Regions from separate parts of the Mus musculus genome. Here region 2 is linked to region 1. The links are chromatin loops, found by intact Hi-C in ENCODE. Cell type or tissue: heart. All regions are shown on one strand. Region 1 overlaps Exoc6b (exocyst complex component 6B). Region 2 overlaps Exoc6b (exocyst complex component 6B).

What was found. Hi-C counts contacts between places; a loop is a spot of excess contacts. Peaks named below come from ENCODE experiments on the same cell type or tissue, not always from the same donor. Only the 100,000 strongest peaks of a DNase experiment are listed, where the experiment ranks them.
Region 2: a loop joins it to region 1, with 1.8 times the contacts of the local background. A loop is called at or near these places in 2 of 42 quality-filtered maps.

Annotation. Positions count from the first base shown.
Region 1 is chr6:84,880,560-84,888,559 of GRCm38, reverse strand. All of the region lies in intron 8 of Exoc6b (exocyst complex component 6B), which reads left to right. Among named protein-coding and RNA genes, the nearest start is that of Exoc6b, 180 kb to the left of the region's middle. In heart, no CTCF peak of the experiment used is centred here; no DNase peak of the experiment used is centred here; H3K27ac peaks cover 2,282 bases.
Region 2 is chr6:84,626,538-84,634,537 of GRCm38, reverse strand. The region is part of intron 20 of Exoc6b (exocyst complex component 6B); the gene reads left to right. Among named protein-coding and RNA genes, the nearest start is that of Cyp26b1, 37 kb to the right of the region's middle. In heart, a CTCF peak has its summit at 3,927; DNase peaks (open chromatin) are centred at 2,737 and 4,057.

The DNA of each region.
Region 1 (8,000 bases):
CTTAGTCTATTTTCTCCCTTTTATAGCATGGTTTTCTTCCTCTCTGCTAGCCTCTCTCTCTTATTAAAAAATTTATAGTAAGCCTTTATCAGCATTAAATCTGGGCAGATATCTCTCTCTGTGCTCTTAGAATCTACTTTCCTATGAACAACTCCCAGTGACTACTTACTCGGCTCTCTCTGTACTGCTCTTAACTCCAGCTGGCCAGCCCTCATGGCCATGACTTTAAGATTCTTATCCTATGGTGTCTTCTCCTCTCTCCACCTCTTTTTTCTCCTCATGGTCTCCTCACACCCCAAGCCTATGTCTCTTCTGCCCAGCTACTGGCTGTCTACTGGCATCTTTATTTAACCATTTGCTGCCTGCTTTGGTGTTTGTCAGCTCATCTTTGTGCCCTTCACTATTCCCAGAGTTCTGCTTGTGCTACTGCTCTGTTTCTTGCTAGAGGTGCATGCTCTAGATCTGGGCATGGGCTCAGCAGTAGAGTATGTGCTTAGCATTGAGTGAGGATCTGGGTTCTGTCTCCCCTAATGACGACAGCAACAAGCAAACAAACAAAGAAAACCACTGCACTCAACTTTATGGAGATTTCTACAGGTGGTGGAAACTTAGCATCAATGTGTCTCTTACACTTCACTGGCCCTGCAGGCTTCTGAATAAAATTAAGAAAGCCATATTTTTTTTCTTATCACCAGTTAGAAATCTACACTGTTATTGGGTTTTCCTGAGTATCATATCTTGACCTGTAGATGTTGTGAATATAATTGAATTTTATTATCATAGGCCATTGCCTTCATTCACATATTAATCATAGCTGGTTAAACACTCACTTTATTTCTCTACCCTAATAGTGAAAACAGTATTCCCTCTACCATCAGGGAGCTCCTGCCATGTCTAGCATGGACTACCTGCTTCATTTTACTGACCATCTATCTTGTAAGACACTGAAATGTCGAAGAACAAAGCCAGTCATGGCTCTTTAGAGGTCTTCCACATTTCCTATTGCTTATCATCTTGCCTTTAGTTTCTGAAGCATGCTGTGGTTGTCATCCTTTCTGCACATTAGCCCTTCTATCAGTCACTACTCTCATTTCATTGAGTTTTAAAAATTTTGTTTCACTTTAATTTCACATTTCTTACTTATTTCATACCTATCTTCCAGCAAATTTTTCCTAATATTGCAGACTGAAATCAGCAGATCTGTTCTCCACATTTATGTAGGGCCTGGTGTGTAACTCTGTGTTTATTGTACCAGTCATCATAGTCTAGTGGATTCTTCATCAATAGGGCAGGTACAATGTTAATTTAATCTGGTATTTTTGTTTTTGCCTTACTAATTAATATTAGAAATATATAATAGTCAGTGTTTGTTTATGATTGTAAGAGATAACCACCCTTTTTTTGATCCTTAAGCAAATCCAATATTTTCATCTCAGGACATATTATTCACTGCCAGGGCAGGGACTTACGTAGTGGGGGTTGGGGCAGCTCTGTTGCTGTCCAACGGAAGGATCATAACACAAGTAACAAAAAGTTCTAATATTTTGTCATTTACAATAGTGTTTATCTGAACTTTTGGCCTGGAGCATAACAAGGCACACTTTGAATAAACATGGCAATATTTATTATTTTTAGTGAAACCGACCTTCCATTCACCCCCCTTTATGGTTGTGCTGCTTATAAATTCCCAAAGGATTATTTGAAAAATCCTACTTATATCTGCCAGCCTTATCAGTAGGGCAGAAGTTCATGTATTGTAACAGGAGGTCAGATTTCGGTCATGGTCTTATAGATGGGGCCAAGCACCTGTAACTCTTCCTCTGGTGACTGAAGTGAAGTACAATATCAAACAGGCAGTGAGACTTTTCTAGGAAGTGCTGAACTTTGACAGGAAGGACAAAGTTTGGTGGGTGGAGGGGAGGGAAGAAAGTGAACAAGGGTCAGATAATGGTGGAGACTTGGGCCTTGATGTAATCATACAATCGAAGTGTGTGGGAGCAAAGGTAGATGTATTGTGTAGAATTGTTTTAAACAATTGATATGGTTTAAATCTTCAATTTACAGCTTAAAAACATATAGTTTAAAGATCGGCAGGTGAGAAAATAAAACATCAGAGTCATTAGAGAAAAAAAACATTTTTTTTTTAAAGGAAAAAACAATCTCAAAGTTCTCCTGTTAAGGAAGTGATGGATAATAACGGGGTTCTTGTACATTGTGCATTGTTCCTGTAAAGATGGATGGACTGTCTGTCTAGTGAATACATAAATGAGTCTGCCTAGCATATTTTATGAAACCTTTAGTGACCCAAGGTTATCTGCCATATTTATGGGTTGCAGCCTTCAAATCAACTTCAGTCCAGTAGGGATTTGCATAAACTTTAAGCTCCTTTATATACCGAAGCATCTTTCTAAGTTATCTTGAGGTTAACCATGCCAATCCATCTTATGCACAGCATATAACAAGATGCTTAGGTATTATGGTTTCACAGAAGAGCAAGCCTGTGAATAAAGCCAGAGCCTCTATTTCTTGGGTTTCACTTATAATCTTCCTTCCTAGTGGCATTGTGGTCTCCAGTTATCTATATGATATGATCTATAACAATTTAAATTCCCATATTAAAAATGTTGACAAAATGTACACCTTTGATTTATGATTTTTATGCATGTGTGTTATAATAAAAAGCGTTCTTTCTAGATTTCTGACATCTTTGGTTAGCAATTTTAGCAGTAATCCAGATGTTTCTTAATGTACAACACCAACCCCTTATTATTACTTGAATCTTGAGAACTGCAGTTCTGTTCTTCAGTAGCCTAAGGAGACTGTAGAGAAGTATAGGAAAGAGTGGAGTGTTTCTCTGTATTATTACAGAGGCAGCAATCTGCTGAGTACACATCTGTGCCCCAGAATAGCTAATGCCAGGTCTACTTGAGTACCCATTGTGTTAAGGCCCCTGAGAGCATCTTGCCATCTTGATTTTTCTGTTGTTTTAGAAGCCTTACCTAGTCTAAATGTAAGATGTATTTGAAAAGGAGTCTGTTGCCTTGTCATAAATCTCTATTCTCCAGGCAGCCTTTCTTTATGACAAGCTGATGACCTGCTTTTTTTCTTAAGAATATGATATCCTCTGCAAGTGAGCTAATAGCTGTTTTATGACCACATATATTAGCAATATCCAGCACAGAACTGTTAGAAAGAAAATGTGTTAAGTTTCAGCTCATATTCATTCTCTCTCTCTCTCTCTCTCTCTCTCTCTCTCTCAGACTCAGTTGTAGTTAGAAGTGAATCAGTATCAGGCCTAGAATTTATCTCATTTCTACCCCAGTGGTAGCCAAGATAGCATGGGGTGGGGAGGAACCTTCTTGGAACATGTTTCCCCCACTTTTTTTCTTCCCCACCAGGGGTCAAGATAGTATGTGACCTCCCAATGTTAATCTGCAGATTTACCCTGGTGTGGCCTTCAGCGGTAGCTGGGGAAAGTGACAACCATGATCTTAGAGCAGCAGGCAACAGGAGGAAAGAATCCGGAAACTAGAAATAGGTATGAGCAGCTCTGAGTGACGCATCTTAGTGAATGTTAAATTTCTTATTAAAATTTGTTAATGAACTTTGATAGAAGTTGACTATTAACTAAAATGTTTTGGAAAATAAATAGTTGAAAAGTTTGTGACCCTATTGGAGTTGTAAATTCAACAAAATGATTAGCTTTAGCAGTCTTACTTATTCTCAACTTCTTGATTCTGTAAAGACTGAAAGACAGCAGCGAGTGTTAGATGATGGCTCAGCTCCCAACTCGTCATTTACACTGTCACATCTGAAGCTAGCATGTAAAAGCTTGAAGAAGGGTAGTGAAATCCCATCCTTTAGACACAACAAAACCGTGCAGTCGTGGACTCAAAGCAGCTGCAATTCCTTGTACTGGTCCTCCACAAGACAAGGCCCCTGAGCAGTCAGCTGTGAATAGGGGAGTGGCTCATGGGACCCTACCTCTACTGCTAAACTGTAGGCTACTGGGCGGATTCTGGGACAGGGGAACTACTGTCTTTAGTTTTGTATGCTTTGTCATACCCACCACTTTCCAATGCATTCTTCCAACTTCAAGGCCACACAGAAGGCCCTAATCAAAATCAGAGGAACACAAACACAAAGATATGAATGTGGGAAAGAAATTAGCAGGACAGGTGTTGAGAGGGTGGGGCCTGAGGGGGCTGGGGGGACTGGGATGAGAGCCATCAGAATATGTATGAAATTATCACACAAGAAGTTTACTTAAAGAGAGGCCCATTGGACACGCAAACATTATATGCCCCAGTACAGGGGAACACCAGGGCCAAAAAGTGGGAATGGGTGGGTAGGGGAGTGGGGAGAGGGTATGGGGGACTTTTGGGATAGCATTGGAAATGTAATTGAGGAAAATACGTAATAAAAAATATTTAAATAAAAAAGAAAAAATGTTGATTCCTCAGGTAGTTGGAATAAAATGTTTACAAACTAAAAAAAAAAAAAAAAAATCTGCTCCTAAAGTTATGTTTTTTAAAGCTATCATATGTGGCCGATTATGCTGAAAGATACAAGATAATCAGAACAACTTTTCAATAAGCTCATAATTTAGTTTATCTAGAGATAAGCTGCTTTGTAAGAGACCCAGAGAGTTGTTTCTAAAACGTCCTGGGAGCAGGAATAGAAGGGGAAGTGGGTGCTCTCTGCAGATCTAGAATAGCGTTGTTCATGTCTGATTATCTATTGGAACTTTATTTTTAAGAACTCTAGGTGATTCTATATGCTTTAGGCCAGATTCCACTTGCCCCACGTTGTAATTGTTTTATTCTAATTTTCATGGATTTTATTTTCCCTCTTAAAACATTCTTGTATATTCCCACAGTATCTAAGACACATAGTTATACCTTTAAGGAACCAACTTAGACAGAAAAGAGCCAGACACATTCTACTTTCTTCCCATGGTGATCTGGAATACATTTAAGTAGTAAGAGCACATTTTATGTATTTTCTTTAGAGATTTTTCTTTGAAGTGTGAACAGTTTTGTCCTGAAGTGTTTAGCAGCTAAGAGTCTATTCTGACACTTTGCAGATTCCTGCCACTTTCCTACTGTGTCGCAGGGCCTCAGAGAGCCACTGACCACCAGTGCCTGGTGAGGTTAGATAGGAGTAAACACTGTGTAGATCACAGAGAAGGAGCTGAGGGCAAATACTTTGTGCACTGCATTGATAAGGACACAGGAAGAGCATTTCTCCTGATAACCTTCCTGCAACGTAGACTAACGGGCTCTGGTTTGTTCTAATTGTCATAATGCTCGTTTAACCCCGTGACCTTATTACCCATGGGCATATATATCACTTGTCTCTGAATAAAACAACAGAAAAAAAGAAAGAGAGAAAGATAAATGAGTAAAACCAAAGCTTATTTGCAGATAACTGAACTTCTCGTGTGTGCTTAGCTGCGTGTTTTCATGTATGCTAAGCAACGATGTCACGTAGACAATTTTACACACAGCATATGATGACTTCAGGCTCCAACAAAGGAAGCAAGACAGTTACATATGACACTGAGTGATGGTAAATACAGTTTAATCTCAATCGTAATATAAATTGAAACTGTGTTGTTTCTAATTATTTGCTGAATAAAGTAACTTTTGTGCCTGGTATAAGTAATTTGCGTTGGACTCTCGCCTTATCTCTCCCTATATCTCTGCATTTTCCTTCCGGTTGTTCATGGTGTATTCTGCTAGCCAGTGTGCTCTCCCGTGATGGGTTCCAGATGGTTGTTGTTGTTGTTTTTAATCTATTGATTTGTGTGTGTGTATGTGTGTGTGTGTGTGTGTGTGTGTGTGTGTGTGTGTGTGTGTGTGTTTAGTGAGGTTTGGGTATGTACACAGGTGCATGCAGGTGTACATGCACATGGAGGTCAGAGGCTGAAATTTGATGTCTTCCTCCACTGTTGTTTACCTTTTGATACAGGCTCTCTTAATGAACCTGGAACTCATTGCTTTGGCTAGGCTGGCCGGTCAGATCTCTGGGGATTCACCTGTCACTGCTTCCCCTATGCTGGGATTGACCATATGCCCCTGTGGCAGATGTGTGCGTGTGTGTGTGTGTGTGTGTGTGTGTGTGTGTGTGTGTGTGTATGCAAGTCTGTGCTCATGGACTCAGATCCATCCTGTGAGACAGGTACTTTGCAGGCTGAGTCATCCACCCAGCCCCACCTTCTTCCTTTAGACAGCGCTTGGAAAATTGTACTATCTTTATATTTCCTCCATCTCAGGTAGCCAGTGAGACATAGCTGACATGATTTTTTCTTCTCCTTTATATTTTATATTATGTTCCTATAATCTATTTTGTTTCTGTCATATTTCTTTGAAAACAGAAAATTTTTTGTTATGTTTACCATACCTAAGTTGTCTTCTTTCTGGATACTGTTTTAATATATTAGGTAGTTTTAATATCATGTGTGAGGGGCATCAGTGACTGTAGCCAATGCCTGTGACTTAGCACACAAGATCACACATAAGACAAAGGACCTTCCTTTTGTTCTTGGGGTGGGGTTAGTTTATTGGAGCAGTTATGTAATTAACATGCATACCAATGATCCTCTTAACAGAAGCAGATTTCATAGCTGAAGTTCATGCATGGTTTTGGTTCTTAATAGCAGGTGTCATGAAGAGTGCTTCTTAAACTTACAGGTAGAATGGGCTTATTTTACATTTTGGGAGCATGTAAAGTCTAAGTTTTGAACTTGGTGGATTCTGTACTTTCTTGAATTTCTATAGCTCAAACAAGCCATGGTTTAAAGCAGTGATTCTCAATCTTTCTAATGCTGTAACCCTTTATAAACTTCTCATGTTGTGGTGACTCCCAATCAAAAAATTATTTTTGTTGCTACCTTATAACTAATTTTGCTACTATTATGAATTTTAATGTAAAGATCTATGTTTTCCAATGGTCTTCAGTGACCCCTGTGAAAGGATTGTTTAACCCCTAAAGGAATTGCGAGCCAAATATTGAGAAACACTAGTCGAGAGGTGGTCATTTAGGACTTGACACTGGAGTGGATGATCTGTTTACTGAATCCAGACTTCCCCAGTAAAAGCATGGTTCCTGTTCTCATAACTCATCTTATTTAGAGCTTCTATATTTTTCCATATTGTGAGATAAACTAATAAACAGCTGTAGAAGAACTGAGTGAGTAAGATGTAGGATACCCCAAGAAGGCACTGCTTGAAAAAGCCCAAGGACCACACAAGGTGCTTGAAACCAACCAGCAGCTAACATGACTGGGCTATTTTAGGTTGAGGTTCTCATAGTTCATTGACCTGTTTGATTTCCCACTGAGCCTCAAATAAAACACAATAGGTATTAAGTTACTGTGCTTTTTAAAAAAATGTTTGTTTGAGATATGAAATATAGGCCATAGGCTGGGCATGGTGGCACACACTTATAACCCTGGCATTGGTGAAAAAGTCAGGAGGAACCAGAGTCTAAAGGCAATTTGAACTACGCACCAAAACTATCTCAAAAATTTTAAAGTGTGCTTATTTATGAAATTCATAGCTGTTCAGATTGTATTTGAATTCATGTACGAAAAACTGTCTTAATTATTTAAACTGTGGATTTTGTTGTTGTTTGTTTATTTGCTTTTTTGACATTTATTGAGTATGAAAGTTCCAGATATCCAGCATGGATAAAATGTCAGATAACCAGCCAGGTATCTGGTACCACTATTCTCTCAAGTTCCACGGGGTCAGCTTTTCCTATTCTACATGTAGTGAGATCAGGTAGTACTGGCACATTGTTCCAGGCTTGTTTTCATTTAATGTAATGATCTTCATGTCCACCCATGTAAAAATGTGATAGCATTTCATTTACTTTTATGGAAGGATAGTTTTCCATTGTTTATCTATACTAAACAATCTTTTCATTAATTAATGAGCATGTAGATTACTATAATTTCCCAGCTGTTGTTTATAGTGCTACAAAGCAGTTGGAGA
Region 2 (8,000 bases), 250 kb after region 1:
CTGTTTAGAAGTTTCATACTGCTGACCCAGGAAGGATAAGGAGGTGTGACATTGTTGGAGGAGGTGTGTCACTGGGGCTGGGCTTCGAGATTTCAAAATACAGTTAGCTTGCTCTCTTTCTGCGTCATCCTAGTTGTAAGCTTTCAACTGCTGCTCCAGCACCATGTCTGCCTGCCTGCTTCATTGCTCCCCACTATGATGGCCATAGACTCACCCTCTGAACTATAATCCCCAATAAACTCTTTATTCTATAAGTTGCCCTTGTCACATTGTCTTATCGTGACAATAAATAAGTAACTTAAACAGCGTGAATTCCATAGCACTCATGTGGAGGACAGGGGACAACTTTGGGTGTCCGTTTGTACCTTCCACCTTGCTGCTTGTTAATGTGCACCAAGTTGGGATTCTCCCATCTCCACCTCCTGTTTCAGTGCACCCAGGTTTACGTGGGTTATAAGGATACCAACTCAGGTCCTCATGTTTGCATGGCAAGACTCTTACCCACTGAGCTATTGCCCCGACTCACCAATCCATGTTTAATCCTTCACAGGTTTCATTTCAGTTTATTAAATGGCAGTAATACCTATGAGTGTTGGCTTTTCTGAGCGTTATGTACCATAAGTAAGCAAGATACATACCTAGCACTTGCCATGTGGTAGATGTTCCCATTATCAGGTCTCTCTGCTCCTCCTACTTCTGTTCCTTGGCTTCTATTAGTCGGTTTGCTTACAATTCCCTGTTTTCTTCCCTTTAATCTGACAGAATGGAACTGTCAATCTCCTGAGTTTTTATTCTTCCTCACTGGGAATTTCACATACAGAACTTGATGTCTAGGTGTCACCTTTGACTCTCAGGGGCAGGTGCTAGGCTAGTTAGAACTTTTTAGCAAGTTGTTTTACCACCTGTTTCCAAAGTGAGCTTGAGGAAATATGAACACACACATATAATTAAATTATATTTAATTTAAAATAATAATTAGTAACTAAAATATAATTAGCAACTATAATTAAAAGGAAGAGAAAATGTCTTAACTCTATAAGGATAGCATTCTAGCATTACCAAGAAGTAATGCTAATATACTGCAGGTGTGAGGGGACGATTCCTTATGAAACTGAAGTTTTCAGAGGAGCGACAAAGAGCAGCTCTTGGTTCTTTTATCAGTCTATTGATTAGTTCCAGCTTTTGGCAGTGAAATTCCAAATTCAGTTTTATTCAGCTCTACCTCCTCAAATGAGGAAACAAAAGGTTGAAGAAGCTAGCAATCACTAGCCTTCTGGCCAGACCCAACTATATGTCCTGGGTTATATTTATTCTCAGCTTACCAGTGTGTAAGAGCATTCTCTACTTTACTATCTTAGTATTCGGCATGTTTTCTTAGGCCTAGAGAAAGTGCCTGGGCTGGGATTTGTAATTGCAACCCACAGAAGGTCTACAACTTTTTCTTAATTTACACATCTATGGTAAGGACCAAAGCCATTCATTATGACTTTATATGATAGTTTTCTTGCTTGTTTTGTTTTGTTTCTTGAGACAGGATCTTATCATATAACCCAGCCTGTCCTGTAACCCACTGTGTAACCCATACTAGCCTTGAACTCATGATCCCCACTTTTTCAGCCATCAAAGTGTTGAGATTGCAGGTATGCTCCAAAACACATAGTTATAATAGTTTTCCTTGTATATTCTAGCCAGTTTCTCCAAACTTTTCATTGAGCACCACTATTGGTAAAATAAAATTCAAAGATTTGCCTTTAATGTATATTTATATTTATGACAATTTATTAATCAACTATAGACGTGAATAAATACAAAAGATATCCTAAGCCACATCTTATTCCCACTGCAGTTTGATATAGAGCATTATCATCACCTTTATAGACCTCTGTGTATATGTGCACACATTGTATATGTGTGTGCATATTTACTTGCATATACATACTTAATGCTAATTAATATTTCAAGGTTTGTATTTTTTATATAGGCTAAGAAGAGTTCATCACTCATAGCTCTGGGTATAAATCATATTTTAAATATATTTTCTGATCATTTTAATTGTAAGGGCTGTTTGTCACATCCAATGGATTTTACTTTCTAAAGTAGGTGATACAGAGTTTGTATTGTGGTTAAGACTCTTGAATTCTGTCATTGTTTTGATGCTTGCTTATGCTTACACTGTCGAAACACTTCTATCTATGGCCCCTTTGCAGAGATGCTCCTAAATCTGCTCGGTTTGGGCTGGGGAATGTGTGGTAGTTGAGTTAACAACTCAGTAATGGAGTCCCTAAGCCATACAGTAGTATACTAGCAAGGCCCTGCCTTTGTCCCCTCCAAAAAATGAGACACAGCCACTGGGCAGCATCACTAGGAGTGTTTAATACTAGGGGCCTCCAGAAGCTCCTGTGTGCCCAGCTAGACACAACTGTGAAGGCACTTTCAGCCTACCTATCTTTCCCTTGCTCTGCCAAGATAGCCTTAGAAGGGAAGGGCCTAGAGAGGCAACCTAGAAACAAACATCTATCATTTATCATTAAAGTAAATAAATATTTCTGGACATATTGTTTTCTTTCAGGAGAAAGTACTGTTGCTTAGTTGACAGAGCTTCCTGATGCTTACATGCAAGTGGTAGGGATATGGGAACAGTAAGAAATCAGCCACACACCCATGACTTGCTTTTTCCCTTCCCTCTTCCTGCTGAGGGAAAAGGGGGTGGGGCAGACCCTTCTAGAAGCTCCTGGAGCCAGCTTGCAGCATGGCCATTGTCGCAAGGTTTGAGTAGAGATCCAGAGAGCCCAGGAGGGTTCTCTAGTCCCAGTTTTGTCACCGGTGAAAATCCAGAAGCCTCCTGTGGGCTGCTGTGAGCCCCTGTATATTGTCCATCTTGGTGCCTCCTGGGCTTCTGTTTCTGCAGGAAGCTTGCAGCTCTCTAGTTGTGCTTTGATACATGCAGAAAGAGGCAGGAGAGAGGCTGGCCAGCCTGCCAGCCTTTACTCAAGCATCGGGAGGGAACCAGAGATCTGTCTAAACTAGACAGCAACAGCTTTGAAAAACCTCCTTACTCAGTTTCCAGGTCTCCATAGTTACCCAGGACCATTAGCAATGTCTTTTAGCCCTTCACATACATGTTCATTAAATTGCCTCTCTTCCAGATCTGCCTCTTAACTACCTGCCCAAATTTCTCCTCCTTTCTCTGCAGATGCTTCTGTATCTTGAGGGGCTTGCCTATAATAATGAGGTTCTTACCTCCTCCTTGTGATTAAGTGTCTTGTCTTTCTTTTCTTTAATTTAATAGATATGAGAGATATCACATCTTGAGAGACAACACACACACACACACACACACACACACACACACACACACACACAAACTGCCCTTCTTGACCTGGATCTAAAGCTAGACTTCCCTGAAAAGTCCAAGAGTACAGCTTTAGGCTTTCCTAGCATATGGTAGCATTCGTCATAGCTACTGGCCTCAACTATTACTACACAGAAACAGCCATAGATAAGCTAGTAAACACTAAACTTCCAATAAAACTTTATTTTTTAAAAGGGGTGGGGGTAGTGATTATAGTTTTCCATCTGCCCTAGAAAATATCAGGGAGCATTCTTGATAAAAGCAAGTAGAGAGGCTGCCAGCTGAAACTCCGTGCCCTTAACATCAAGGCCATTTGTCCCTTGCTTTCTTTCTCCTAGTTATTTCCAAAGTACTCTCAAGAGACACCCTTGTCAGCTTCCTCGCCTGGCATCCCCTCACCCCTGCCAATCCCCACATGTCTGGATAGGGTCTCAAAGCCCTTCGTATGAACTGGGCCATCTTCTTAAAGTATCTTAGTGTGCATTACTCTGCATCTGCTCATTTACCAGCCTCAGTTCAAGTCTAGACATGGCATCTCACCATCTTCCCTGTGCAGTACCCAGGAGTGCCTGCTACATTGTTGGCAGTATGTTTGTTAAAGTCATTTGTTCCTGTTCTGACATTTGCCCAGATGTCTGTATCAGGAAACATTTCTGGGGTCATGCAGGAGGCAAGCCAAAGCTGTTCTTTGAATTGTATGGCTAAGGGCATGGGGTCAGGGGAAATCCTGGCAATAAACACAGATGGGTCATGGTCAGGTCTTCTGTTCAGCAGTTTCTCTACCGTCTCCCTGGGTCTGCCCTCAGCTGTTGATAGAAGCATTATCTTTGGTCAAACTCTCAGTTGGGGAACCCTGGGCCTGTATTTGTTCTTACTGTGTATGCCCTGCTGCCTCCTGAAAAGTACCTGTATGGCGTAGATAAAGAAAAATGTCTTATGATGATGTGATGAGTTCATCCTGTCAGGCTGTCAGGGAGCAAGGGACTCCTGCCTAGTGTTCCAATGGTCCTGCTCCTTTCTATAAGGAAACTACTTACAGAAGATACAGCATATTTAGAATTTTGTGAGGTTATATAAATATCTTGGAAAACATGCTAACATTATAATCTTGTACTCTATCCTGTTTAGCATGAAGAATTCTTTTGGATGTTTATAAGGTACACACTCATGTTTTCCTTTCACCTCAAGGACAGTCCTGTTTGCAGAGCACAGTTTTTACAGAAATCAGTGGGCCTGTTCAACAGAAAACTTGTCAGCAGATCGAGCTATGAGAAGCAGAGTGTGGGCTCCTGTCAAAGTGTCCATTGCTGTATATACCTACCTTCATTCCTACCATTCTTTGTTCTCTGTGGAATCTATATAGCATGCTAGAAGGAAGAGATGTTACCAACTTGAGGTTGGGCCCGTGCTATCTAGTAGAGCCTGTGCAACCATGACCAGCATCCTCTTCTGTGCTGCTCATGGGTGTCTTCCCTTGGAACCCTGAGGTTAGATAGCCAAGACTGGGCTCCGTCCCAGTATGGATGCCTCCCCTCAGTTTGATGCTTCCTTTGTCCTCAGGCAGTCTTCCCCTAGTGCCAGCTGGAAGGACCCTAGCTTGGCCCACTTGTCAGATTGGTTTGGGAAAACACAAATTGTAAGTTTTGGCCCATCATCTGCCCAGTGTTGTTGCTATAAAATGTCAGCTCACCTATTGTATTCCTTTTAATATGTAGTTATTGGGAACCTGGCTAGGAATCTAGAAGTATATTGTTCAGTGCTGTGGAGATGTCACGGGATATATGTCATTCTCACCCTTGGGGAGCTGCTACTCTCCCTACAACAAAAGACCTCACAAAAATAACCTAAGCAAGATGCAGATGCATTGTTTCCTTTGTGGTCTATCATCTCTTAAACATGACTTCTAGTTTATTTAAACACACAGAGAGAGAGAGAGAAAGAGAGACACACACACAGTGTTTATATGCTAAATCATTAATTAGAGAAAAGCTTCTAGATGTTAAGTTCAAATATAGTTCCATGGGAGGAAAAGTACAGGAGAGTAGCTATGGGGTGCCCTTCATATTAGAAAAAGTCGAGTATGAGAAAATACATGTGCTTGTTCTTGGCTCATGGTTTGAGGGAACAGTCCCTCATGGCAGGGAAGGGGCGATAAGAATGGCTCCGGCGTGGCAATTGGATTGTGAGGCAGCTAGTCACATTGACCCAGTCAGGAAGCAGAGATGATGGTGCTCACCATGCCTTCCTTCCCCTTCCTCCCCTTAGGTTCATTGTGGGTATCCAACTACACATATGCCAGATCTTCTGTGCGGAGTTAAACCACTCTGGAAATACACTTACAGATACAGTGAGGTGATTCTAAATCCAGTCAAACTGACAGTGAAGATTATTAACATCACATCCTGGGAGAGGAGGTTCATAGCTGAAGAATTAGCAAGGAAGGCAGAAAGCATCCAACAATCTTCGTTTTCCGTGAATTGGCATAGTAACTAGCTGAGTCCAGAAGGAGTCACAGGCTGTACCCTCTACCAGGCTTTCTGTGTAGTTCTTTCTGCCCAAGGAGTAGACAGGTACCCAGAGAGCTTGATTCAATACTAAATTGTAAAGCTTCTTTGGGATTGCCATCATTAGCCACAGCAAGTCATCTACCAGAATTTTTAGTATCTTTTGTGCTGAAGATGTGTGTGAACTAGTCACACTGCAAAGGTCAGCAGACCTGCATTATCTTTACACTGTCCCACCCCAAGTCTTTCCTGGAACTTTGCATTTGTCCTGCTGTTAGAACCTGGCTTTTCTCTGTCTAGGGAGCTACACCTGGGAAAAGATTTTGCTTTTCATGCCTTTGGATTTTTCTAGTCTCTCTCAGCTACAAATGCAAAAGAGAAGGTCTTTAAGTTTGGCCTAGCTTCAGAGGAGCTCCTAACTTGAAATAGAATCAGTGAAGATTTAAAAACAAACAAAGAAACGGCTACAACCTCTTTGAGAATGCAGGCCAGGAAGCCATCCTTATTGTTAAATACTACTTGTCCTCTGCCTCTCTCTTCTCCCTGCCATCCTGAATCAGAATCACAACTTAATATTAAACAAGAGGAAGCTCAAAATAATGAAGAAATATAGCATTCAGCAAAGCAAGGTCTCCACTTGGTGCAGCTGTGCAGCACGGGGCTCTTCTATGTGCTGTCCCACAGAGGTGCATATTTGTATATGATAAAGAGTTGTTATTATGATAATAACTTGTGAAATATCACAAACTGCTACACTGGTTTAATTCTCCTGTTCTGAATGAATATCCTAAACAAATTACCTGTTTGAGATCAAAGTACCATTTAATGACTGATTGAGTTCTCCTTTGATCAAATTAGCTCTAACTTATCACTGTGTCCTACTCCAGAAATGTTGGTATTTAATCACCCAGGTTGGCAGTAAAATGCTCCCCAAATCTTATATGTGGTCTGTCAACTCTTAAAAAACAAAAACAAAAAAAAAAAAAACCCACAGTGTTTGTATGCAAAATCATTGATTAAGGAAAACTTTAGGTATTCAATTCAAATATAGGAGGAAAGGTCCACCTGTGAAGGTGTGCCCTTCATATGAGAAAGAGGAAAGCATGAGAAAACACATCTGCTTGTTTGTCCAAAAACAGAAGCACAATAAAACGAGCTGTGCTACCTGCAGAAGTAGATGGGAAAGGAGCAGAGAGAATGGAGAGTGGGCGAGCCTACACTAATAACTCCAGAATGATGACTGTAGTGGATTGTAAGTGTGAGCAGAGATGCCTCACTTCTGTGCTTCCTATGTGGCTTTCACTTCTAGAACTACAGCTTTATTTCATATGCCACAAAGTGAACAATTGAAGTTAAGCAGAATGTAACTGAGTGCAGACGTAGCGGGAAGAAGGACAACCCAGATGAAAGTCATCACAGCAAATGCTTAAAGGAAACACTTATCTCAGTGACTACAAACCACCAAGGGCTAAAGCAAGCGCCATGTCCAAGCTCTGAGCTCTAGTTGGTAAACCTGTGTCTGACAGGTGTGTGTTAGGAACTCTGAAAACACTTTATGCTAGAATTGAAGAAATAAGCCAACTAGTGTAATAATCTTTTAGAAAAAGAAGTAATCAGTCAGGAAAGGGGGCAAGACTAGAATGGGTCTGAGTGATATATTGGACTTGGAGACCTCAGTGTGGACTTGTGGCCTTGCTACATATGCACCCATGAGTAAAGCAGTACGGGTGGGTACACACATGCTTTCTTTAGCTCTGTTACCAAAGAGGCTTTTAGTAAAGCATCCCCCAGCAGAAAAAAAAAAGTGTACCCTGTGCAGATCTTGGCTTCTAAATAACATTCTTCTTAAGAAAGCACCAAAGCACCTCACATAAGAGATTGATTAAGGTGGGAGGCCATGAACGATAGAAGGTGAGCTTGGAACATCTCGGAGAACCTGAAAGGAAGTATTCAAAATAGAAAAGAGTCAGGTCAAAAATATAGAGACCAGTGCCAAAGAATCCCTAGTAACTAAAGCTGGAACAACAGACAACAAAATAATGACTATAATGGATTATATCCTGCCATAGTAAGTACACAGAAGGTCATACTGATATGTGTGATTAGATAAACAGTAGGGAGAAACAATGCTTTTTCTCACAGAA